Regions from separate parts of the Mus musculus genome. Here regions 2 and 3 are each linked to region 1. The links are chromatin loops, found by intact Hi-C in ENCODE. Cell type or tissue: heart. All regions are shown on one strand.

Region 1 (8,000 bases):
CTCTGTCTTTCTCTCTGTCTCCCCCGCCCCATTTATTTTGTTTTATGTGTATGAGTATTTTGCCTGCATGCATGTGTGTGTACCACGTGTGTACCTGGGGCCGATGCCTGTCAGAAGAGGCTGTCAGATCCCTTGGAGCAGTTGTGAGCCATCAATCATGTAGGTTCTAGAAACCAAACACAGGCCCTCTGCACGAGCCACAAGCGCTCTTCACTGAGCCCTCTCTCCAGCCCCTTAAAAGCTCTTATTGGTTCCTTTTTTTTTTTTTTTTTTTTTTTTGGTTTTTCAAGACAGGGTTTCTCTGTGTGTCCTGGCTGTCCTGGAACTCACTCTGTAGACCAGGCTGGTCTCGAACTCAGAAATCTGCCTGCCTCTGCCTCCCTAGTGCTGGGATTAAAGGCGTGTGCTACCACGCCCGGCACTGATTCCTTTTCTAGACTGCATTTGACAGTAGAAAAGGAAAGAAAAGTGGCTCCTCTGTGTGGGTCCTCTACTTAACTTCGGCAGAGTCAAAGGTTGGCAATAAGGCAGCACCCAAGTCTGCCTTGGGGACAGGCAGGACACACACGTGATGGCTGCAGATGAGAGGGAACAGTGTCACCTGGAAATAAAAAAAGACTGGCTTAATGAGTAAGATCACTGGCTGCTCTTCCAGAGGACCTGAGTTCACTTCTCAGCACCCATGTGGCAGCTCACAACTGCCTGTAACTCCAGTTCCAGGGGATCTGATGCCCTTTGCTGGCCTCTGTGGATGCAGCATTGAAAAGCCATTGCACCTGGGGTTTACTCTGAAGTGATGGCCACTTAGCCTTGAAGTGATCTCTTGTAAATATCAGTGATTGTTTTCTGGAATGTATAGGGTTGCTCTTACTTGGGAATTTCAGAACTTCAGTCATAAGACACTCCTGGAAAATCTGCGATTCTTAAAATGACTGCGTTTGCTTAGGTAATGGTTCCTTAAGACAACTCCTAGGTCTGATAAGATATTTTGGTATGCAGGAATTGCCTTGCTAAACTGCCGTTTGTGTAAGAATCGGTAAAAAGTGCCTCTGCAAAGCTGCTACTGTTCATTCAGAACTGACCCCTCCTGCTGAGAAGCCTAAACCCATCCATCAGTATCACTTGATCATCCCATGGAACCCAGGTGGGCACCAGGCACGTGAGTGATACACAGACATGCAAACAAAACTCTGATTTAAAAAAAAAAAAAAAAGATTTATTTCATGTGGTTGCTGGGAATTGAACTCAGGACCTTTAGAAGAGCAGTCAGTGCTCTTAACTGCTGAGCCATCTCTCCAGCCCCCTGATTTTTTTTTTTTTTTTTTTGGGGTCTGGGTAGTGGTATCGCACGCCTTTAATCCCAGCATTCAGGGAAGCAGAGGCAAGCAGATCTCTGAGTTCGAGGCCAGCCTGGTCTACAGAGTGAGTTCCAGGACAGCCAGGGCTACACAGAGAAACCCTGTCTTGAAAAACCAAAGAGAGAGAGAGAGAAAGAGAGAGAGGAGAGAGGAGAAAAGAGAGGGGAGAGGGGAGAGGGGAGAGGGGAGAGGGGAGAGGGGAGAGGGGAGAGGGGAGAGGGGAGAGGAGGGGAGAAGGAGAGAAGGAGGGGGGGAGAGGAGAGGAGGAGGAGAGAGGAGGAGAGAGGAGAGAGAAGGGTTAGTACATTTAGAGACTTTCCCTGAACTATGGAGTGGTTTCAGTTTGGCAGGCGGTACTTTCTACCTGATGAGTTCTTCAGCCTGAATGATGCTTCCACCAAGGCATCAGCTGTGCTAAGGTCTGGGGGCCTGTTGCGGTTATCATACCCTGCTAACCCAACTAACCAATCTCATACCCTGCTAACCCAACTAACCAATCACCTTTCCTTTTTTTTTTTTTTTTTTCTTTTTTTATGTATTTGAGTACACTGTCTTCAGACACCAGAAGAGGGCATCAGATCCCATTACTGATGGTTGTGAGTCACCATGTGAGTGCTGGGAATTGAGCGCAGGACCCCTGGAAGAACAGTCAGTTCTCTTAACTGCTGAGCCATCTCTCTGGCCCCAACCTTTCCTTTTTAGACAAGTTATTACATAACTAGTCTGAACTCACTATTTAGACCAGGTTAGCCTCAAATTAAAGAATACTCACCTGCCTCTACCTCTTAAGTGCTGGGACTAAAGGCGGGGCCCGCCATGCCCAGCCCAATCTTTTCACAGTGTTTTTAGTTTTGGTTGGGAGGCAGTGTGGAGGATCAAGTCCAAGGCCTAAGCAGGCCCTCCACTGCCATGCTTCCTCACTGCGCAGGTATAACACAGCCTTCAAAACCAAACTGTCTGAAGTCTGGCACTACTAACTTAACAGTTGTTTAAGTGCCTTACTTTCTCAGTTTCCTTCTCTGTAAAGTGGGCATGACCATAACATTACCTACTCCTAAAGGTTGCCACGGTTAGATATGTGAGGTGCTGAGTCTGGCTGCCACAACCCAGTCCATTCCCCAGGCTCATCTTACCCAGCAGTCATTCCTGTGCCCCTGAAACAAATTGCATTTACTTAGTAAAGTGGTCTCCTTTTTTGGTTTGTGTTGCTGAGACAGGGTCTCAAGTAGCCCAGGCTGGCCTTAAGTTTTCTCAGTACAGCTGAAACTCACCTTGAACTTCTGATCCTCCTGTCTCAGCCTCCCAGATGATAAGGGTTACAAGCATGCACCACACTTGCTTCAGATCCCCTTGCCTTGTTTAAACCAGTTCAGAATTGTGTCTGCTGCTTGTACTCCGTGTGAACTGCTGACAATGTCCATTGTGTAAGCAGCCTGTAACACACCGGCGCCTCTGAACTGCCCTCGCTTCTGCCGATATCACAAAGAAAACTGTGATGGCCTTCATGTCTGTCTCTTTAGATAAATGCACTAGCTTGCCAGAGGAATCTATCTGTACTTAGCAGGAAATCACTACACCATTGGGTTTTATTTATGAATTTGGTGCTAGAGTTTGAGCCAATGCTCCCTTGCATGCAAACCTCTACCACTAAGCTACACCCAGCCTCCTCTCTGATCTTAGTGTCTAGAATCTGACTCTTTCTTCCACTTTCTTTTTTTCTTTCATTTCTACAAGAATGCAAGCCCTTTCTAAAGCGGAGAACAGACAGAGTGACTATGACTGAGGTACAAAAACAAACAGCTGTACAGCTGGGTTACACACAAACAGCTGGCACCCGTCCATGCCTCATGTCTATAATTTCAGTGCTTAGAAGGCGATGCAGGGGGATTGGCATGAGTTTGACAGTACCCTAAGCTACGTAATGAGTTCCAGGGTTATAAGGTGATAGACTGCCTCAAAAACTCAAACCAACCGAACCAACAAAACAACCCCTCTTCTTGGGTAACTCCATTCCTGTCATGGTCAATGACTGACTCTGTGATTTTTCAGATTGAAAATTCTGAAGAGATTGGATAGCTCCATGGGCTGGGTACAGAACTTGCCTATCATGCTCAAGTCTCTGGGTTCCATCCTGGAACCTTTAAAAATGAAAAAGGGAAGCTGGACGGAGGTGGCTCATGCCTTTAATCCCAGCACTTGTGAGGCAGAGGCAGGTGGATTTCTGAGTTTGAGGCCAGCCTGGTCTACAGAGTGAGTTCCAGGACAGCCAGGGCTACACAGAGAAACCCTGTCTCGAAACAAACAAACAAACAAAAAATTGAGAAAGGGTGTGCAGTGCTGATAGCTGAGCAGTTGAAAACCTTTGTTACCTGCCTGGTGATGGTGGCACACACGTTAATCCTAGCACTCAGGAGACAGAGGCAGGTGGAGCTCTGTGAGTTTGAGGCCAGCCTGGTCTACAGAGTGAGTTCCAGGATAGCCAAGACTATACAGTGAAAGCCTATCACAAACAACTTTGCTCCTCTTATAGAGGGATCAGGGTTTGGTACTTCATAACCACTGATAACTCTAGTTCCAGGGGATTCTACATCTCTGACCTTTGCTAACAACTCATGTGCACACACCCAATGCACATACCTGGACACACGCATATACATAATTTTCTTTGTAATTCTTAAGGTTCTTAAGGAGAAAAAAAAATCTTACGGGTCTGGAAAGATGGCTCTAAGGATAAGACCACTTGTTGCTCTTGCAGAGAACCACAGTTCTAATCCTGGATCCGACATCTTCTTCTGGCTGTCCTGGGCACGGGCACACAAGGGGTCCAAAGACATACATGTAAATATGGAGAGAGAGAGAGAGAGGGAGAGAGAGAGATTGAGAGAGAGAGAGAGAGAGAGAATAAAAACAAGTCTTTTAAAAGAAAACAGGCTTCAAAACCTAGCCAGTGTAAACGAGCTTGGTGTCCTCTTGTGCATTGTGTAAGGCTGTGATAGTGACCCATGGGAAAGAGGTCATACCCTATCTACCTGCTACAAATGTCAGTGTCACGTAAACGCGAAGAGGAGGTATGCCTTCCTCTCCCTGTAGGATTGCTTGCAATCATTGGAATCCACTGGTGTAGGACGCTGAAATGGGTTACAAAGACTGGGTCCTCCCCCTCTCTGGAAGTATGCAGTTTTTCTCATCAATCTCTTTCAAATTGTGTGAAGGCCGTCCACGTGAAATGACCACGCACATGCTGGGTCCTTCACTTGTAGGGTTTTTGCTCTCAGTGGACCCGCCTCCTCCGCGCCTGCCATTTCACTTTGGCGCCATCTGGCGCCCATTAAGCAAGTCACGTCGCATTAGGCTTTCTGTTCTACTGTCTTTCCCAGATTGAATTTGTACCTGTCCCTTTAAGAAGTTTCGCCTGGGCGGAAGAACTCGAGGGCACAGAAGGAGAAAATACACTTGAAACTCCCTTCAGATTGGTTCAGGCCGGAGAAGGGGCGGGCCGTAGCTAAAATTCACGTATATGACTGGGTCCTCCTCCGGCTCCGCCCCGGGAACGCACTGAGAAGCCGTGATTGGTCAGAACTCTGGAGGCGGCTCCGAGCGCGGCGCGGGGTCCGCTCCCGCGCGGGTTGGACTAGTGGGCGGAATGTCCACGGCTGGTGACGGTGAGCGCGGTACTGTGGGACAAGAAGACTCTGCTGCTGCCCGCCCGTTCAGATTCAGTCCGGAGCCCACGCTTGAGGACATGTAAGCAGTCCTTGTCCGTCCTCGGATGGAGAAACTAACCTTTTTGTGGTAATGAGGAGGGTCCCTCCACGTGGTCCAGAAGAACAACACGTCCGAGGCCATCCGGGTCCTCCTGGCTGACCTCTGGAGAACCTAGCTAAATAAACATTATGTGCACAGTGCACACCTGAGGCCGGGGAAATTGGGTGACGCCCCCGGGCATGTTAAGTACCAACCTTTAATACAACCTTGGAGAGATAACAGAGGTCTGTTAGAACCTCTGCACCCCAGGAGAGATGGGTAGTTGGACAGGGGAAGCTGAAGTGTAGAATTCTTTTTTCTTGCAGAATGTCAAGGAAGGCCCCAGTGGGCAGTGTCTCAAAACTGCATCCTGTGAGTTAGTTAGACCTAGATGTGTGGAGATAGGGGCGTTAAGGTGGAGTACCGGAAGAAGTAGCAGTAGGAAAATGGAATAATAAAGGGTGTTGCTTAATTTGGCTTGAGGTTAAAATCTGTACAGGGGCACGTTCATTTCCAGATGATAAGAAAGTCTTAGCCGGGCAGTGGTGGCGAACACCTTTAGTCCCAGCATTTGGGAGGCAGAGGCAGGTGGATTTCTGAGTTTGAGGCCAGCCTGGTCTACAGAGTGAGTTCCAGAACAGCCAGGGCTACACAGAGAAACCCTGTCTTGAACACCACCCCCAACCCCAATGAAAGGCTTGTTAGGGCTGGAGAGATGGCTCAGTGGTTAAAGAGCACTGACTGCTCTTCCAGAGGTCCTGAGTTCATGAGTTCAGTTCCCAGCAACCACATACATGGTGGCTCACAACCATCTGTAATGGGATCTGATGCCCTCTTCTGGCGTGTCTGAGAAGAGTGTCAGTGTACTCACAAACATAAAATAGGTAAATAAATCTTTTTTAAAAAGTCTTGTTAAAAGTTAGTAACATAAGGACATCCAAGATGTTTGACTGTAGGATTCAGAGTCCCATGCCCTTTCTAGATGTATGCCAGGCACCTGCGTCTTGTCCTCTAACCCTGAGACTTGAACCTCCACCCCTTTACTTTATTCCAGCCGACGCCTCCATGCAGAGTTTGCAGCTGAGCGGGACTGGGAGCAGTTCCACCAGCCTCGGAACCTGCTGCTAGCCTTGGTGGGAGAAGTGGGCGAGCTGGCAGAACTCTTGTGAGTAGATGGAGTCTTCCTGGAAGAGGCTGTTTGGGGTTGGGGAAACAATGTATTTTAGCCTCAAAAACTGTGGTTGGTTTTATTTTCCTTACTGCTGTATTCTGTGCTGCTGCTAGGGATACAGAGATGACAGACGAGTCCCAGCCCTGGTGGGTGCTGGGGACAGTTTCCAGGGAGAGTGAAATGTAGAAACAGTGAGGCAGACCTAGGTCTAAGAAGAACAGTTGTCAGCAGGGCTGTGGTGGTGCACGTTTTTAATCCAGTATTCAGAAGGCAGGCAGGTGAATATGTAACTTTGAGGCCAGCCTGCTTTACAGCATGAGTTTTATGACAGCCAGGGGTACACAGAGAGACCCTGTCTCAAAGGAAAAAAGAAGGTATATGGGGACGGGGGTGGTGAACAGTTGTCACCGGCATTTTACCTCTGTGTAAGGCTGAAATAAGGAATTTAAAAGGGTGGCCTGCCAGACAGAGAACTTCCTTTACAAAGGTAGTGCAGGGGCTGCTGAGATGTCTCAGTGCTGATGAGCACTTCCTGCTCTTGCAGAAGAGCTGAGTCAGTTCCCAGCACCCCTGTGCCAGGTCACAACGTCCCATAACTCCAGTTTCAGGGGATCTGACACTCTTTTCTAGCCTTAAAGGTTCCTGCATATGCATAGTATACATGCAAACACGTGCTTACATATGTCTGCAGAATAAATAAATCTGGTTTGTTTTTTTTTTTAATAGTGAGAGAAGGGGCAAGTTAAAATCTGGGAGAATTCAGAATTATCTTTCCCAAGAAAGAGGGAGGATTTTTGTATCTGTTTTTGTTCTCTGTATGCCCTAAGTATCTGGCCCATCATAGGCATGATGTAGAAGATGGAACTGTGGAAGGTAGGGCAAGAGGCAAATCCAGGTTGATAAGACTGGAGTTAGGTGATAAAAGAGTTCAGACAGAAAGCCACATCTAACCTGAGAAGCAGAAAGATATCTGGGCCTGCGGGGCAGATTGGACGCCTGAGAGAATGGATTAGAGCAGGCTAGTGAACAGGCTGGTGTGGACCTAAATATGGGCGGTCGTTGTGGGATGAAGGGTAGAGGGCATACAAGATGCATCTGAGGGTGGTCCATCGCCTGTTTACAGATGGATCAGCATCGGTTGTGTTCCAGGTCATCTGGAAGCAGGATGGGACCTTGGACCAGACTGCCTCCATTCCTGGTGGAAGGAGACTGATAGCACAATTTTAAGTGGTCTAGAACTGTGACAAGGATTAAGGGGAAATTAAGTCAAATGTGGTGGTATGTGATGTGACCCCAGGGCTTGAGAGGCAGAGGCTGGGGGATTACATGTTCATCCTTGGCCACATAGAGACTCTGAAACCTGAGTTATGTAAGAGCCTGTCTTGGGATTGGAAGGGGAGAATAACACAAGGAGATGAGAAAGTAAGTTTCTGAGATGGGAACCTCTGAGTTGAAACCTAAGTATTAAGAACGGGAAATCTAGGAGGATTGGGGCGGGGGTGTTACTCATAGTAGAAGGAACAGTGACCACAAACAGGGGAGGTGATCAGGCTTTGTGTAGGAGAGGGATGGGTGGGGGAGGTAACAGGAAGGTGAATGCCCGCAATGACTCGGGTCTGGGGTTTGGTTTGGAGTGACAGCAGCTAGGGCCAGTGAAAAATAGACTTGGACCTCGGAGTGTCTCAGCAAGTGTTCTCTTGGTTACTCCCATAGCTTAGGTAGAGTCA
Region 2 (8,000 bases), 250 kb before region 1:
CATATCTTGATATCTGTATATGCCAATATTCACAGCTATTTGGGACATTGGAGATGATTGTTTTAACATAGGCATTAGAGACCAGCCTCAAACACAAAGTAAGATCTCATTTCAAAAGAATAAATATGCTAAGCATTCATGGTACATGCCTTTAACCTCAGCACTCAGGAGACAGAGGTAAGTGGATCTCTGTTAGTTTGAGGCTAGCCTGGTCTCCAGAAAGAGTTCCAGGACAGCCTGGGCTACAATAGAAGCCCTATCTCAAAAAAAAAAAAAAAAAAGAAATAAAGAAAGAAAGAAAAGAAAAGAAAAGAAAAGAAAAAGAAAAAGAAAAAAAGAAGAAAAAAGAAAAAGAAAGAGAAATGTCAGCTGTGGTGGTTCATACCTATTATCCCAGCACTTAGGGCAAGCCAAGGCAGAATGACTGCTATGAATTCAAAGTTGGCTTGAGCTAGAGACTTAGACCCCCACCCCCTTAAAAAGGAAAAGAGAGAGAAGGGAGAAACACAGAGCTGAAGACAGAGCTGATCTGGTAGGATAGCTGACCAGTACCCTCAGAGTCTGAGACTTCATGCCTGAACCACATAGAATTGAGTGTCACGGTGGTACACTGGAGGCAAGAGGATCACAACTACTTAAGAGTATTCTCAGCTATACAGATTGAGGCCAGTTAAATTATGTGAGATTGTCTTTAAAAAGAAAAGAAAGAAAAGAAGGAAGAAAAGATAATAGTAGGAGAACTTAAATCCACATTGCCATGTTTCAGAACATTGAAGAAGCCAGGATGGTGGTATAGGTCTTTCTTCTTAGCACTGGGAGGCAGAGACAGAAATCTCTGAGTTCAAGGCCAGCCTGATCTACAAGTCAAATTTTAGAACACAAAGGGTTACAAAGAGAAACTCTGTCTCGAGAAAACAATGACAACAACAAAAAAAAAAAAAAAAGAGAGAGAAAAAAATGAAAACAAAACAAATAAGCAAAACCAAACTAAACAACAACAACAAAAAAAAAAAACATAGAAAAACCTAATACTCTTAGTGCTCTCCCTAGTAGTGCCTGGGTAACACCTTCCCTTATTCAGCCTCAGTTTGGTTGTACTATCACCAAACCCTACATAGAAAACACATGCAGTAATCATTCACAACCTATTCTCTCATCATGTCATACAGTTTCTCCCATTAACATCAGCACACAAAATTTTATCTGAAGGTGAGCTCACCTGTGTGAGCAGAGACCACACCCCCTGTGAGAGTCTGCACTTCCACGGTGCCGTGCTGTACTGAAGGAAATCACACCTAAAACAGGAGAAGCAGCAGCAGTGAGGACACGACCCACATGTGTCAATCCATACTCATCTAAGGTTACGTACACCAGCTTTATTGGACTTTAAAATACATCCGAAGTCACTTCACAGAACAGTAACAGGGAAAGCTCATGCTTCAGAAAGTCATACAGTAAACTAGGCAAGGCTGTAGTAAATTGGGCAAGGCTCAGCCTTGGGGGTGGGGGTGGAGAAATGCTTCAGGGATTTAAGAGTATTCATTGCTCCTGCAGAGGTCCTGGGTTTTGTCCCAAGCACCTATATAGCAGCTCACAATAGCTCCAGCTCCAGTGGCCCAGATTATTCTTCTGGCCTGTCTGGACACCAAGCATGGATGTGGTGTATATACATGTTGTGGCAACAAAGCACAAAGTGTTTTGTACGGAGAATCTCACAGGGTTGTACATTCTGGCTGGGTAAGAGCAGAGAAGAAGACAACAAAACGTTTTAAAAGCTAAAAGTACTTAAAGCTCTGACAGACAACTGAAGGACAGAAACTTCTCATCTAGAAGTTAACAACGCCTCCTGGATGCCTGACAGCTTCCTTGTCTTTTCAATGAGGACTTAACAGAAATGAGGGCGGAGTTCCCCAAAACAAAAAGCAAATAGTTATAAAGTAAAGGAGGGCTATTTGAATACAGAAAGAGCGAGGTGGAACGGCCAAAGAACTTTAAAGAAAACGCTTTTCGTTTTTGGAGACAGGGTTTCTCTGTGTAGCCCTGGCTGTCCTGGAACTCACTTTGTAGACCAGGCTGTCCTCAAACTCAGAAATCTGCCTGCCTCTGCCTCCCAAGTGCTGGGACTAAAGGCGTGCGCCACCAACCGCCCGGCAAGAAAGAGCTTTATAAGCAGACTTAAGTGAGGAAGGCGCCAAGGAGCCCTAACAGCCGGAAACAAGCAGGGTTAATAAAGTATTCAAGATCCGGAAGCATTTGCCTAGTTAATTCCTTATCTAGGTGTTGTGCTGCCTTGATTCACCCTTCAGAAATTCCAAGGATTGGAGGTAATCCAAAACCATGAGGCCCCAACTATGGACTCCAGCCTTCTTTATGACCTCCCAATACCCCCCCACCCCCCCCGCAGTGGACTGACCCAGCATGACCCTTGACCTCTGCCAAGTTTTGACTCCTCAGACGGCGGCCCCGCCCCCTCGCGGTCGCCCACCCCACCCAACGTGCTCGACCGGCTGGGGGAGGCGCCGGCGCGTGCGCGGCCCGGAGGCGGGGTGAGCCGGCGGCGCGCACGGCCAGATTGGGGAGGGGAGGAGGGGGGGATTCCCGCCAGAACCCGATCCCATAGACCGGGTCACAGGACTCAGATGTCCGCGTCCGTCGGCGCCCCCACATCCACAGACCGCAAAGAGCTCGGGAAGGAAGGGTTCGTGCGCCAAGTCTCGGGCTCCTAAATGGCTTATGGTGGGCGCGCGCCCGGACTACTCGTCCCGTGCACCCCTTTCCCTCGTCCGCGCCCCCGAGGGGAGGCAGGTTGGTGGGCGGGCAGAAGCGCACCTGGGTCCGTCCTCTCGAGGGCTGCTCGTTCGCGCACGCGTGCGCAGAAGGGCAGGAGGGGGGCGAGGCGCCGCTCTGACACCAGGTGCCGCTCGGCCCGACGCCCTCCCCCCCACCCCCGGCTCCGGGAGCGCGCGCAGGCAACCTCGCTCGCCAGCCCCGGGGCCCCGCCGGGCGGTGCGCGCGCAGCACCCCGGGAAGGTGGGAAGCGGCGCTCGCAGATGCGCGCGCAGGCACCCGTCAGGGGAGGGGAAAGTGTGGGGCCTCCGCCATCTTGTCTCCCTCTCCTTACCTGCGTCCTCGGGGGCGTGCTCACCACCCCCCCTCCCGCCGAGGAGGGGGGAGGGCCCCCTCTTGGTCGCCGCCTTCACCACTTTAAATTCCCCTAAGGGCCGTAACACGAGCCACCCCGATGCTCCCACCGCTTCCAGTCACGCCGCGAAGAGGTGCTTGGTGAGTTGAAGAAAAAGGAGACGCTACTCCCAGCGACCCCGCCGCCGCCTCCGCTGCTCCCGAGGCCTCACCAAAATGGCCGCCGCCGTCTCGGCCGCCACCGCCACTAGCACCACCACTACCACCACCACCAAGGCTCGTTATCGCTACCGCCAGAGCGGCCCGTCTTCTCGCGATACACAGTAACTGGAGGCTGAAGGGGCGGGTAGGCTCGCGTGCTAGCGTAGGACTGTGCGGCGCAAAGCAAGGTGGGAGTTGTAGTTCGCTCCGAGGCTCCATGCTGGCCCAGCACGCTTCAATAGGTCTGAAACTCGTGCTGCATTGCAGCTGCCCACTGGGACCACCCTTTGGATTTCGGAGTTTTTGTTCTTACATATCACCCAGTGAAATGAAACAAATGAGTAGAAGAGCTTAGACCTACTGATTCCTACAGCAGTTACTTTTTGTTTTTGAAAGGTGAGGTCTAACAATGTAGCCTTGGCTGACATGGACTCGCTATGTAGATCAAGCTAACCTTAAACTTACAAAGTTGCTCCTGCGTCTGCCTGGAATGAACGTATGCACCACCACTACCAGCTGCGGTTGACTTTGTAACACCGGTTTTCCCAAGAACTCTCAAATACAAGTACCATAGGTTTGCAGTCTTTTACATTTAAGAACTATTTTGAGAGGTTGAGAACATAGCTCAGTGATTAAGAATATTGGCTGCTTCCACTTTGAGAGGACATTCTATCTCCACACTAAAGAAGCTCCTAACAGTTATTCCAGTTCCAAGGAATCCGACACCCTCTTCTGGCCTCAGAGAGCAATACACAAACACGGTGCACAGACATACACGCAAGTAAAACTCCCATTCAAGTCAAATAAAAATCCTTAAGGAAAAAAAGGCTGGGTGGTGGTGGCTCATGGCTTTTAATCCCAATAGAGGCTGACGAATCTCTGACTTCAGAGCCATCCTGGTCTATGAAGCTAGCTCTAGGACAACCAAAGCTACAGAGAAAAATTCCTGTGTCTAGGGGGGAAAAAATCTCTTAGAGAATCTGATACTCCCTTCCGATTTTAAGGATGCATTTATTATCTACAACGGTTCCAAGGAAGATTTTGAGCCATTGGTTACATAACAAGACCCTGCCCCAAAACATAACTAATAATTAAGAAAACAGGATAAAAATAAATCAGCGATGGACAGAGGAGAAGCTATTGAGGGGAAATGGAAGTTGAATAGAGACTGGAAGAAAGATTCTTTACAGCTAGGTATGGTAGCATAAATGCACAATCCCAATTTACTGGTTGAGGCCAACCTGTGCTGTTGCATAAGTCAATACAAACAACCACACAGAGCACACACACACTAATATTCTAAAGTTCAAGATTATCCTGTCTAAAAAAAAGGATATGCATATAATCTTATAGTAACTATGTGTTGCTTTTTTTCACTTTAGTACTTTAAAGGTGTGTGTGTGTGTTTAAATAATTTACAGAGGCAGAGCTGGAGAGATGTTTTAAGTGGTTAAGAGCACTGGCTGCTCTTCTAGAGAACACAGGGTTTGATTCTCAGCACCCACATGGAAGCTTTTAACAGTTTCTAACTTTAGTCTTAAGGGAATTGAAACCTTCTAATACATAGACATACATTCAGGCAAACACTTATAAAAATAAATTCTAAAATTACAGAGGTAATAAATATTTGCTTTTGTAAAAATAAATGTAGTATGAATTATCAGTAAAAGGATTATCTGCAAAAAAAAAAAAAATTCCTAAATGTTCCCAGTACCCTGCCTAGAGAATTCTACCCAGAAGTAATCAGTGTTGAGTCCCCTATATCTAAATGATACCATAGTATGAATTGTTTCACACTTTTGCTTACACTTTGGCAATTTATAATTGTTTTACATTTTGCCTTTTCAGACTTATAATATCTAGAAAGATTAATAAAGATAGTGATGGGGCCAGATGTGGTGGCACCTCTCATTCCTGCACCCAGCAGGCATTAGCAGGGAAAATCTCTGAATTCAAGTCCAGGCTGGTTTACATAGTGAGACCCTATCTTTTTATGTCCCGTCCCCACCCCTCCACTTGTCCCTGTATGTCCCCTCCTCACCCCACCAAAAGAAAGAAAGAAGGTAGTGGAAGAAAGATGACTCAGCAGTTAAGAGTACTGGCTGAGCCAGGCGTAGTGGTGCACACCTTTAATCCCAGTACTTGGTAGGCAGAGGCAGGTGGATTTCTGAGTTCGAGGCCAGCCTGGTCTACAAAGTGAGTTCCAGGATAGCCAGAGCTATACAGAGAAACCCTGTCTCGGAAAAAAAAAAAAAAAAAAAAAAAAGTACTGGCTGGCTCAGGCTAGAGGACCTGACTTTAGTTTCTGGGACCAACAAGGCAGCTGGCAAACATCTTGCCTCTGCACTGCACACATTGCACAGGCAGAGATTTGCCACTAAGCCTGATGTGAATTTGATGCCTGAAACTCAAAAAGTAGAAGGAGAATAACGGTCTCTATTTCAGTTGGTAGAGTGTTTCCCTAACATTTGTGAAACCTTGGGTTCAATTCTTAGTGTCATTTTAAACAGATGTGCTAGCATAGAGCTATAATGTGGCATACAGCATCATTCTGGAGGAGGTGGCAGGAAGATACTAAGTTCAGGGTTATCTAGTGAGTCTTGAGACCAGCATGGACTATATGAAATTCTGCTAAAAAGAAAAATAACTAGCCCAGTTGGTAGTGTGCTTCTAGTGCATGCACAAAGCCATAGGCTGGCTGTCAGCACTACATAAAACTTGCTTTGGAAATGCATGCCTATAGTCCAGTACTTGAAGACTGAGGCAAGATGATCTCATGAGGCCACTTGGGTCCACATAGTGAATTCCCAGCCAGTCAGGTGTATATGGTGAGACCCTGTCTCAGAAAAACAAAAACGGAGGGGGTTGCATGTAGTTGAGTTGGTAGTGTGTTTGCTTCAACTGGAAATGATAATCCTAGTACCAGGGAAGTGGATACAGGAGAACCAGCAGTTCAGGGCTATTCTTACCCACATTACAAGTTTGAGGACAGCCTAAACTTAAACCCTGAAAGTTGTGATTCTGTATCTGTAATTCTAGTACTTAGAAGTTCAAGACCAGCCTGGGCTATATAGTTTCAGACCAGAGCTGGCTAAGATTACACACCTGTAATCCCAGCAAATGGGAGGTAAAGCTTTGAGGATCAGGAGTTAAGAGTTATCTGAGCAGCCCAGCGAGTTTGAGGCCAACCTGGGTTATAGTCCCACTCAAAACCAACAGCAAAAGATGCCAGGGGTGGTGGCACAGTAGTCCACAAGCCAGCTTTGATAGACTTTTTTTTTTTAAATCTTTATTTTCTTTTTTTTTTTTTTTTTTTTTTTTTTTTTTTTTTAAAGATTTATTTATTTATTATATGTAAGTACGCTGTAGCTGTCTTCAGACACTCCAGAAGAAGGAGTCAGATCTTGTTACGGATGGTTGTGAGCCACCATGTGGTTGCTGGGATTTGAACTCTGGACCTTCGGAAGAGCAGTCGGGTGCTCTAACCCACTGAGCCATCTCACCAGCCCTTGATAGACTTTTGCAAGTAGCACAGCTAATTGACAAAGATGGTGATAGTTTGCCCTAGAGGATAGTCCTGTACAAAGACAACGTATATGGGGCTGGAGAAGGGAGCTTAATGGTTAAGAGAAGCTACTGTCTCTCCAGAGGACCCCAGTTCTGTTGCCAGCACCCACATAACAGTTCACACACCTGCCTATAGCTCCAGTGTCAGAGGATCTGATGCCCTCTTCTGGCCTTCTTTGGGCACAAGGTATTTATGTGGTGCACAAACATATATAGGCAGGCAAAACATACATAAAAGAGAAAAACAGAAAAAACATGAGCATATATCTTTGTCTAAATATATCTGTAATATATCCTCATTATATATGTAATGCCTCTAATGACATTCAGTATTATTGTTTTTGGTTTTTTTTTTCTTTTTTTTTTTTTTTTTTTTCCGAGACAGGGTTTCTCTGTGTAATCCTGGCTGTCCTGGAACTCACTCTGTAGACCAGGCTGGCCTTGAACTCAGAAATCCGCCTGCCTCTGCCGACATTCAGTATTATTAATATAGCTTCATAATTGGTTTTTTTTCAATGTTGGATTTCACCCAGGGCTTATACCAGGTTGGGCCAGTGCTCTGAGTTTTATCCTTAGTTAACTATTTTACATCTAACTATTCATATTGGGAAATTCTTTTCTCAAAAGTAAAAAAGATATTTATCTGCTTCCTTTTAAAATGCTCTGTCTCTCTCTCTGTGTATGTGGGGTGTCTATATGTGTATGTATGTCCATGTTCCTGTGTCGCTGGGTAGACATGTGAGTGCACTTGCACCTGTGTTCACATGCATGCAGAGGACCAAGTCATTACACACTCGGACAGTCTCTCTCCTCTTAACATTCTAAACGTCCTTGGCTGATTACAATAGGCCCAGGTTTGTTTGTTTGGTTGTTGTTGTTGTTAAAGGTATCTACATGTATCTGCATCACTGAAAGCACTCCTGTTCATTCAAAGCCTAGCTCTGAAGTAGGGAAAAGCTTGGTGTGATGGCAGGTGTCTGTAATCCCAGCACTCTAGAGATTGAAGGAGGATGAAAAATTTGAAGCCAACACAATAGAAAAAAGGACAAGCCAGGTGTGTGAGGTAGTGTTGAGGCAAACCTGTAATCTTG
Region 3 (8,000 bases), 82 kb before region 1:
CAGTCCTCTGGAGACGGGGACAAGAGGATCCTCAGTTCATAGAGAAGTCAAGGCCAGTCTGAGGTAAAGAGAGACCATTCCTGGACAGACACATCACTACTAGATCTGGACATCTGACACCCAAAAGGCTTAGCAGAGTCTTCAGAATCTTCAAACTTGCTGGCTGTGAAAACCCTTGATTATAGTATGCAGGAAGCTGAGCGCAGCGAATTGGCTCGTTAGCTGTCAAGACTACCAAACTTGCTTCAGTAGAAGAGTAGAAAATGATTAGATTAGATTAGATTAGATTAGATGATACTGACGACACGACTGTTCCATGCGAGAGTTAGGGGAAAGTCTTTATCTTATTTCTAATTGTCGATAGGAGAGAGAGAACAGCCAAAGCCATCTGGAAGAGTGCAGAGCACAGGGAGACAGGGAGAAAGGCTGAACAGGGCCCGCAGACTGGGCGGGGCCAGGGCTATCTGCAGGTATTCCTTCTACGCTCCGCCCAACAGTTACCTAGCAACAGCCAGGTAGGTCTGGCTTGCTATAAAAGGGCCTGTTTGGCCCACCTTCCTTCTTTCTCTTCTCTTCTTTCTCTTCTCTTCTCTTCTCTTCTCTTCTCTTCTCTTCTCTTCTCTTCTCTTCTCTTCTCTTCTTCTCTTCTCTCTTTTCTCCTCTCTTTTCTTCTCTTCTCTTCTCTTCTCTTCTCTCCCCTTCCCCCTCCCCCTTCCCTTCTGGAACTCTTCAGTGTCACTCTCCGAACTGTCCCGCACGCTTGTGAGAAAATCAAGAAACGAGGAATCAAACACAAGATTTGGAAAGGGAAGAAATTAAAGGTCGTCCTATGTTAGTATCTCTGGAGTGGCCCCTCAGCACCTGTAAAACCTGAGAGCAGAAGAAACGAGAAGGGAGAAAAGCAGAGGAGGAAGGGTGTCTACCCTAAGAGCCCTAGGCTTCCATTCTTCCTAATACAGGACAAACGGCTCAGGGGAAAGTTTACAAAGCGCAGGCCGAGCTCGCGAGGAGACGCCCGGCGCCTCCCTCTCTCACTCCCGCAGGCATTCCGGGCATCCTGTTAGAATGGCCTGAACGCCCTCTGCTCTACACGGCCCGGACCCACGGTGACCCCGGGACCACGGTGAAGCAGAGACAGCCGGCCCCAACAACCAATCCTGGGAGGAGTGGGCGGTGCCTCGCGGCGCGGAGGCGGAGCTGTTTCTCTGGCAACGAGCCCGCATCGCGGAGGGGGAGGGGAGGGCGAGGGAGGGGGGAGTGGGCGCGGGTGTCACTGTCGTAGCTCGGCGGGCTAGCAGGCTCTGGGCTCCAGAGCCTGGTTGTGCGGTCAAACGGGCGTCCGTCCGCGTTCCCGGTGCCAGTCCGAGTGCCCCGAGGCTGAGGCGAGGAGCTAGCCGCCTCCCCCGCTGGCGCCGGGAAGCGTCGCTCCTTCTCGCTGACCTTGGTCTCACTTGCCGCTTCGCCCTTGGCCACACTCAGTAGCCAGCACATGGTCGGAGAAACCTGCAGACAGGTCCCCGGTTAGGCCGAGACCCGCGATACAGACACACAAACTGCTGTTGCCCTTCCCGCCGGCTCCGGGGCGTCGGGTCGCCCCCACCCCCCGAGGCCCGGGAGATCCAGTCCAGGGTTAATGCCAACGAGTTTCCACCTCCAGCCGCTCCTAGAGAGGCCGCGGCGCGAGCCAGCGGGGGGAACTGGCCAGGGACGGACACTTCCTGTGCGGGGGGAGGGGGCAGGGGCGCAGTAGCCCGGCCGGGGCTAGGGGCCGAGACTAGAGGGTCTCGGGCTGGGAGTTGTGGCTGGGGGACGGCCGGAGGAGTCGCCTCGCCCCTCACCTCCGAGGCCACGACGCGCGGGGGCCGGTGAGGGCCACGAGACAATCGGGGACCTTGGGAGGGGGGCGGGGCAGCGGACAGGGGCGGGGCCGGAGAGGCCCAGGGTCAAGACGTCCGGCCTTCGCGGCCGAAGCCAGGCCGCCCGGTCTCCTCGGAGGCTCTGAACGCGCGGGTGGCGAGGGCTCGGGGCTCCAGGCACTCGAACTGGGTCGTAGGATCGTCCGCCATCGCCACCGCCGCCGCACTGGGAACTGGCAGGGATGGAGCGGGAGGCGTCGTCGTGGGGCCTGGAGTCCCGGGATGTGCACAGTCCCAACGCAGTGGGCAGCCCCGAAGGGTCTCTCAAAGGTGAGGGAAGGACCGCGCCTCTTAGGAGTGTGCCAGAAAACTGGGCTGTGGCCTGCGGGAGGGAAATAAGGCCGGAATCTTAAACACTTGGAAGTGGGGTGGAGGGTGGAGACTGAGTGCCCCGGGTCTTTAGAGGGGAGGTGGTACATTTTGTCACCTCACTTGTAGGGGCCAATGACCCTGCTTGGGGAGTGGGAAGAGAATTTTGGGACAATTAATGGACCCAATGACCTTCCAGACCCCCATTCAATCTGGATTTTCTGTAATTCTCAGATCCTGCAGGCAACACAAGTGAGAATGAAGAAGGGGAAATTTCTCAGCGAGAAGGCAATGGGGACTATGAAGTTGAAGAAATACCTTTTGGGCTTGAACCCCAAAGCCCAGAGTTTGAGCCACAAAGCCCAGAATTTGAATCCCAGAGCCCCAGGTTTGAGCCTGAAAGCCCAGGGTTTGAATCCCGAAGCCCTGGGTTTGTGCCCCCAAGCCCTGAGTTTGCACCCAGAAGTCCTGAATCAGATCCTCAGAGCCCGGAGTTTGAATCCCAGAGTCCTAAGTATGAGCCCCGAAGCCCTGGCTGCCATCCCAGGAGCCCTGGCTGTGAACCTGGGAGTCCTAGGTATGAACCCAAAAGCCCTGGGTACGGTTCAAAGAGCCCCGAATTTGAATCTCAAAGTCCAGGGTATGAATCTCAGAGCCCCGGGTATGAACCGCAGAACTCTGGAGATGGCGTTCAGAATTCTGAGTTCAAAACCCATAGCCCTGAGTTTGAAACTCAAAGTTCCAAATTCCAGGAAGGTGCAGAGATGCCTCTGAGCCCCGAGGAAAAGAATCCCTTGAGCATCTCCCTAGGAGTCCACCCCCTGGATTCCTTTACTCAAGGGTTTGGGGAGCAGCCCACAGGAGCGCTGCCTCCATTTGACATGCCTTCGGGGGCTCTGCTGGCTGCACCCCAGTTTGAGATGCTCCAGAATCCACTGAATCTGACAGGAACCCTGCGTGGGCCAGGCCGTAGGGGTGGCCGGGCCAGGGGTGGGCAAGGCCCTCGACCTAACATCTGTGGCATCTGCGGGAAGAGCTTTGGACGAGGCTCGACCCTGATCCAGCACCAGCGCATCCATACCGGCGAGAAGCCTTACAAATGTGAGGTTTGCAGCAAGGCCTTTTCCCAGAGCTCTGACCTCATCAAACACCAGCGCACGCATACAGGCGAGCGGCCCTACAAGTGTCCCAGGTGCGGCAAGGCCTTCGCTGATAGCTCTTACCTACTCCGCCACCAGCGTACCCACTCTGGCCAGAAGCCCTACAAATGTCCACACTGTGGGAAGGCCTTTGGCGACAGCTCCTACCTCCTGCGACACCAGCGCACCCACAGCCACGAGAGGCCCTACAGCTGCCCCGAGTGTGGCAAGTGCTATAGCCAGAACTCGTCCCTGCGCAGTCACCAAAGGGTGCACACTGGGCAACGGCCTTTCAGCTGTGGCATCTGTGGCAAAAGCTTCTCCCAACGGTCAGCACTTATCCCCCACGCCCGCAGCCACGCCCGTGAAAAGCCCTTCAAGTGCCCAGAGTGCGGCAAGCGCTTCGGCCAGAGCTCAGTTCTGGCCATCCATGCCCGCACCCACCTGCCAGGCCGCACGTACAGCTGCCCCGATTGTGGCAAGACCTTCAACCGCTCCTCTACACTCATTCAGCACCAGCGTTCCCACACAGGCGAGAGGCCGTACCGCTGCGCTGTGTGTGGCAAGGGCTTCTGTCGCTCCTCCACGCTGCTACAGCACCATCGCGTGCATAGTGGGGAGCGACCTTATAAGTGTGATGACTGTGGAAAGGCCTTCTCGCAGAGCTCCGACCTCATCCGCCACCAGCGGACCCACGCAGCCGGCCGCCGTTAACCAGTCACGGGTGGGGAGGTGGTGTGCAGAAGAGATGGGGTCAAGGAATTTATGGATAGAGGAAAAGCTGGTGGAGAATAGAAGGACGAAATATTCTAGAAGATGGGTCAGGGTGCAGGAAGTCACATGCCCTCAAGAAGTATGAGAGTTGGGCTATGGAGGGGTTGGAGGGAGGCCAGACAGGCACCAGGAGCAAGTCTGCCTCAGCAGCAGTGAGCTCTTTATCTGGGAGGCCCTGTTCTGGCAAAGTACTAGATGGGGAGGGGGGAGGGCAAGGGAGTGTCAGTTAGAGTAGGGTAGCTTAGATTGGTAGCTGCTGAGACCCTTGTGAAACCAGGAAGAGGGCAAAGGGTAGGCAGTGGGGAGTGAGGCCCAAGGGTAGGGTCTGGATCTCAGAGTAAACTGCCTTGTCTTCCTCAGGTTTTGGAGCCCTGTGAGTTCAATAAACCTTTTATGTGGTAAGAGATTCGTCCTTAAGATGTGTATGTGGACAGTTCCCTGAGCAGTGGGAGATAGCAGTCAGAGCTGCAGCTGCTGAGGCCTTGCCAGGGTACTGCCCCAGAAGTGCTTTTATGATCAGTGGGTTAGTGAGATCTTCGCATTCGAAGTTCAGAGAATGGTTTATTTGCCCATGGGCACCAAAGCTCACGTGCTTTTGCATGCTGCACAGACTCAAAGGGACTGATTGTAGGAGGTGTGAAACACTTCTCAGCTCTCCCTAAACTAAAAGTCTGTGCTTCTGTCAGAAAACCACATGGGGGTGCTCATACCTAGGTGTGACTGCTCCCCATCGAGTGTTGGCTTAATCCCACCCTGTACCTGAGTTAGCACTTCCAGGCACCTCCAGTAGATCATCAGTAGATCTGATCTCTTCTCTCCTCTCCCCTCCCCTCCCCTCCCCTCCCCTCCCCTCCCCTCCCCTCCCCTCCTCTCCTCTCCTCTTCTCTTCTCTTCTCTCTCTCTCTCTCTCTCTCCATTTTTTTTTTGTTTTTGTTTTTTTTTGTTTTTCGAGACAGGGTTTCTCTGTGTAGCCCTGGCTGTCCTGGAACTCACTTTGTAGACCAGCCTGGCCTTGAACTCAGAAATCCGCCTGCCCCTGCCTCCCAGGTGCTGGGATTAAAGGTGTGCGCCACCACCACCTGGCTAGATCTTCTGTCTAGGCTCTTGAGACTGGAGCAGGCAGCTGCACTTCAGCTCCACTCAAAGAGGAGGCCAGGTACTTGTTTGACCAAGAATATGGAAACACTTCTCCAGCCCCTTTACCAGCCAGTGTGACCAGCTGGGCATGGTTGGTCTGCTTTCCCTGGTACCGTGTATCAGTTGAAGGGGCCACCTTGCATCTACCCCGTTTTCCCATCCAAGTTCCAGACTCAGGCTGATGCAGACTTATAATCGGTGAGAATGGAGGATTCTAGAGTATGGGCATTTGTCACCTTAGCAGAAGAGAGCAGGCCACACCATGGGGAATCTTTTGGGAGCACATTTTGAGGCAGTGCCTACTGGGAGGGCCTGCTGAAGCATCAGAGTTTGCTCCTGTTTCACAGAAGTGGACACAGGCAGCCACAGAGGGCAGTGACTGTTTAGGCACTGTGTGTCTAAGACCAGATTTGACCTTCACACTCCATTTACCTAGCTCCACCTCAGCGCTTGGCCGCATCGGCACATTTTGAGTGTCCTTGGTCCTTGGACCTGGTGACATTCCCATGCTTAGGGCCTTCAAACTCATAAAAGCAAAGCTCCTAAGGCCGTTTCCACCCAGCCGGTCACGGTCCGCACCGCTGGAAGGAACCACATGGTCCAATTCCATCTGCCTGGTTTTCAAAGTTAAAGTAGACCATTATTGTTCTAGTGAACTCTTACAGTAACTGAAGGGCCTTTATGAACTTCATGCAAGCAGGCCTCTGTTGCAGCTGCCGCCTCCTCTCTTTCCCTCCTTCCCCCTGCCCTTCCTCCCCTCCTTCCTCCTTGAAACGGTATGTCACTATATAACTCACCCTGGCCTGGAGCTCAAGCTCTTACTGCTGAAGTCTAAGTGCTAGGAGCACAAGTGTGCAGCACCATGCCCAGTTTATGTAAGGTTGGGATCAACCCCAGGGCAGGGGAGTCCCGTTAACTACATTAGTCCCCTGCTTACCTGCTTAGACTGGCAGTTACAACTTCTGCACTCTACCAATGGAGCTACATCAAAGACTTCATACCAGGCAATTTTATTTTATTTTATTTCATTTTATTTTGAGATAGGGTCTTTCTGTGTAGCCCCAGCTGAGCTGGTACACTCTGTGTAAACCAGGCTGGCCTCAAACTCACAGAAATCCACCTACCTCTGACGCATGCATCATTATGCTTGGCTTTTAAACATTCAACTCTATCATTTTATATTTGGATTTATTTATTTTATATTTGGATTTATTGCGGTACAGGAGCTTGAGTGCGGGATGTGGCGTTTGTTGGACAACTGTTCTAGTGCTGAGAGACATCTGCAGCTTCAAATACTTTTGTTTATTTCATTTGGTTGGTTGGTTTTGGTTTTTGAAATATGTAGCCCTGGCTGTTCTGCAGCTCTGTAGACCAGGCTGGCCTTGAACTCACTGTGTAGACCAGGCTGGCCTCGAACTCAGAAATCTGCCTGCCTCTGCCTCCCAAGTGCTGGGATTAAAGGTGTGCACCACCACTGCCTGGCTCAAGTATGTATTTTTTAATTAATTTTTTATATAGTCTCACTATTTAGTATTATTTAACCTGGAATTCCCAATGTAGACCAGGCAGGCCTCAACTTCACAGAGATTTAACTGTCTATGTGTTCTGGTAGAAAATGCATCTTTTTGATAAGTGGTAGTGGTATACACCTTTAGCAGACGAATCTCATGAGTTCCAGGACAGCTAGGGCTACACAGAGAAACCATCTCAAAAACAAAGCATTTTTATTTTCTGGGTTTTTATTGTTGTTTGTTTCGTTTTGCTTTGTTTTTGAGACAGGCCTAGGTTAGCCTGGACTTTACCCAGGGTAACCTTGAACTCATGGCAGCTCTCTTGCCTCTACTTCTCAAGGGCTGGGGTTTCAGGCAGAGCTCTCTGGCTTCCTTGGAGTCAATTTTTGATTTTATAAATTTTATTTTTTTTATATGTATGAGTGTTTTGCCTGCGCGCACACACACAGTAAGTGTGTGTATAATAAGAATGTCCCTGGAGCCAGCAGAGAGAAGAGGGCGTGGCCCCTCTGGAGCTGGAATTGCAGATGAAGCTGAGAACTAAAGCTGGGTCCAGTGCTTTTTGTCTCTCGGCCAGAAGTTTCTTCCTAATGAGTTGGTACAACAAGAGTTCTTGACCATCAAGACATCTCTTCAGCTCTGAGATTTTTATCTTTTAGCCTATCACTTATATGGATTATATATGTGGCATGGGCTTTGTAACAAGGCCACAGACCTTAGCACAACTGACTCCATGATGGAAGTATCATTCAGGCTGTAAAACTCAGCATGTGGACAGCACCACCTGCCAAAACTAAAACAAGGAACGAATCCACTGAAGTCCAGAGTTCTAGGAGAGCCTCTGAATGCACTAACCTTGAGTTTTGGCTTTTTTTTTTTTTTTTTTTGACAGGGTTTCTCTGTATAGCCCTGGCTGTCCTGGAACTCACTCTGTAGACCAGGTTAGCCTCGAACTCAGAAATCCACCTGCCTCTGCCTCCCAAATGCTGGAATTAAAGGCGTGCACCACCACTGCCCGGCAGAGTTTTTGTTTCTTAAATTACACCTCTGGCTAACTGTTCTGGTCAACCCAGACCATGTTTTTATGCTAAAAGCCCACCATGAGAAAGGCTTGGGCTACCCTGGGATCCCAAACTCCCAGTGTAGTCACCGGGCGGCTAATAAAGACTTTTATTGGCTTAACCCATGTCCAAGCAGTCTGCTCTGGTAGATAA

Evidence for each region. Hi-C counts contacts between places; a loop is a spot of excess contacts. Peaks named below come from ENCODE experiments on the same cell type or tissue, not always from the same donor. Only the 100,000 strongest peaks of a DNase experiment are listed, where the experiment ranks them.
Region 2: a loop joins it to region 1, with 2.5 times the contacts of the local background. A loop is called at or near these places in 3 of 42 quality-filtered maps.
Region 3: a loop joins it to region 1, with 2.3 times the contacts of the local background. A loop is called at or near these places in 16 of 42 quality-filtered maps.

The regions. Positions count from the first base shown.
Region 1 is chr7:127,257,625-127,265,624 of GRCm38, reverse strand. Dctpp1 (dCTP pyrophosphatase 1) reads left to right here and starts at 4,958. Exons shown (of 3, transcript NM_023203.1): 1 at 4,958-5,102; 2 at 6,157-6,267. The coding sequence starts at 5,002. In heart, a CTCF peak has its summit at 4,689 (motif pointing left); a DNase peak (open chromatin) is centred at 4,814; H3K4me3 peaks cover 2,632 bases; H3K27ac peaks cover 1,298 bases.
Region 2 is chr7:127,507,460-127,515,459 of GRCm38, reverse strand. Srcap (Snf2-related CREBBP activator protein) reads right to left here and starts at 3,477. Exons shown (of 34, transcript NM_001304266.1): 1 at 3,122-3,477; 2 at 1,220-1,295. It overlaps 1700008J07Rik (RIKEN cDNA 1700008J07 gene), which reads left to right and starts at 2,591. Exons shown (of 1, transcript NR_024331.1): 1 at 2,591-5,022. In heart, a CTCF peak has its summit at 4,078 (motif pointing left); DNase peaks (open chromatin) are centred at 2,579, 3,129 and 3,449; H3K4me3 peaks cover 3,149 bases; H3K27ac peaks cover 2,625 bases.
Region 3 is chr7:127,339,335-127,347,334 of GRCm38, reverse strand. Zfp768 (zinc finger protein 768) reads left to right here and starts at 2,021. Exons shown (of 2, transcript NM_146202.1): 1 at 2,021-2,186; 2 at 2,460-4,540. The coding sequence starts at 2,099. The coding sequence ends at 4,078. In heart, a CTCF peak has its summit at 4,824; DNase peaks (open chromatin) are centred at 444, 1,134, 1,664, 3,534 and 1 weaker place; H3K4me3 peaks cover 4,381 bases; H3K27ac peaks cover 2,609 bases.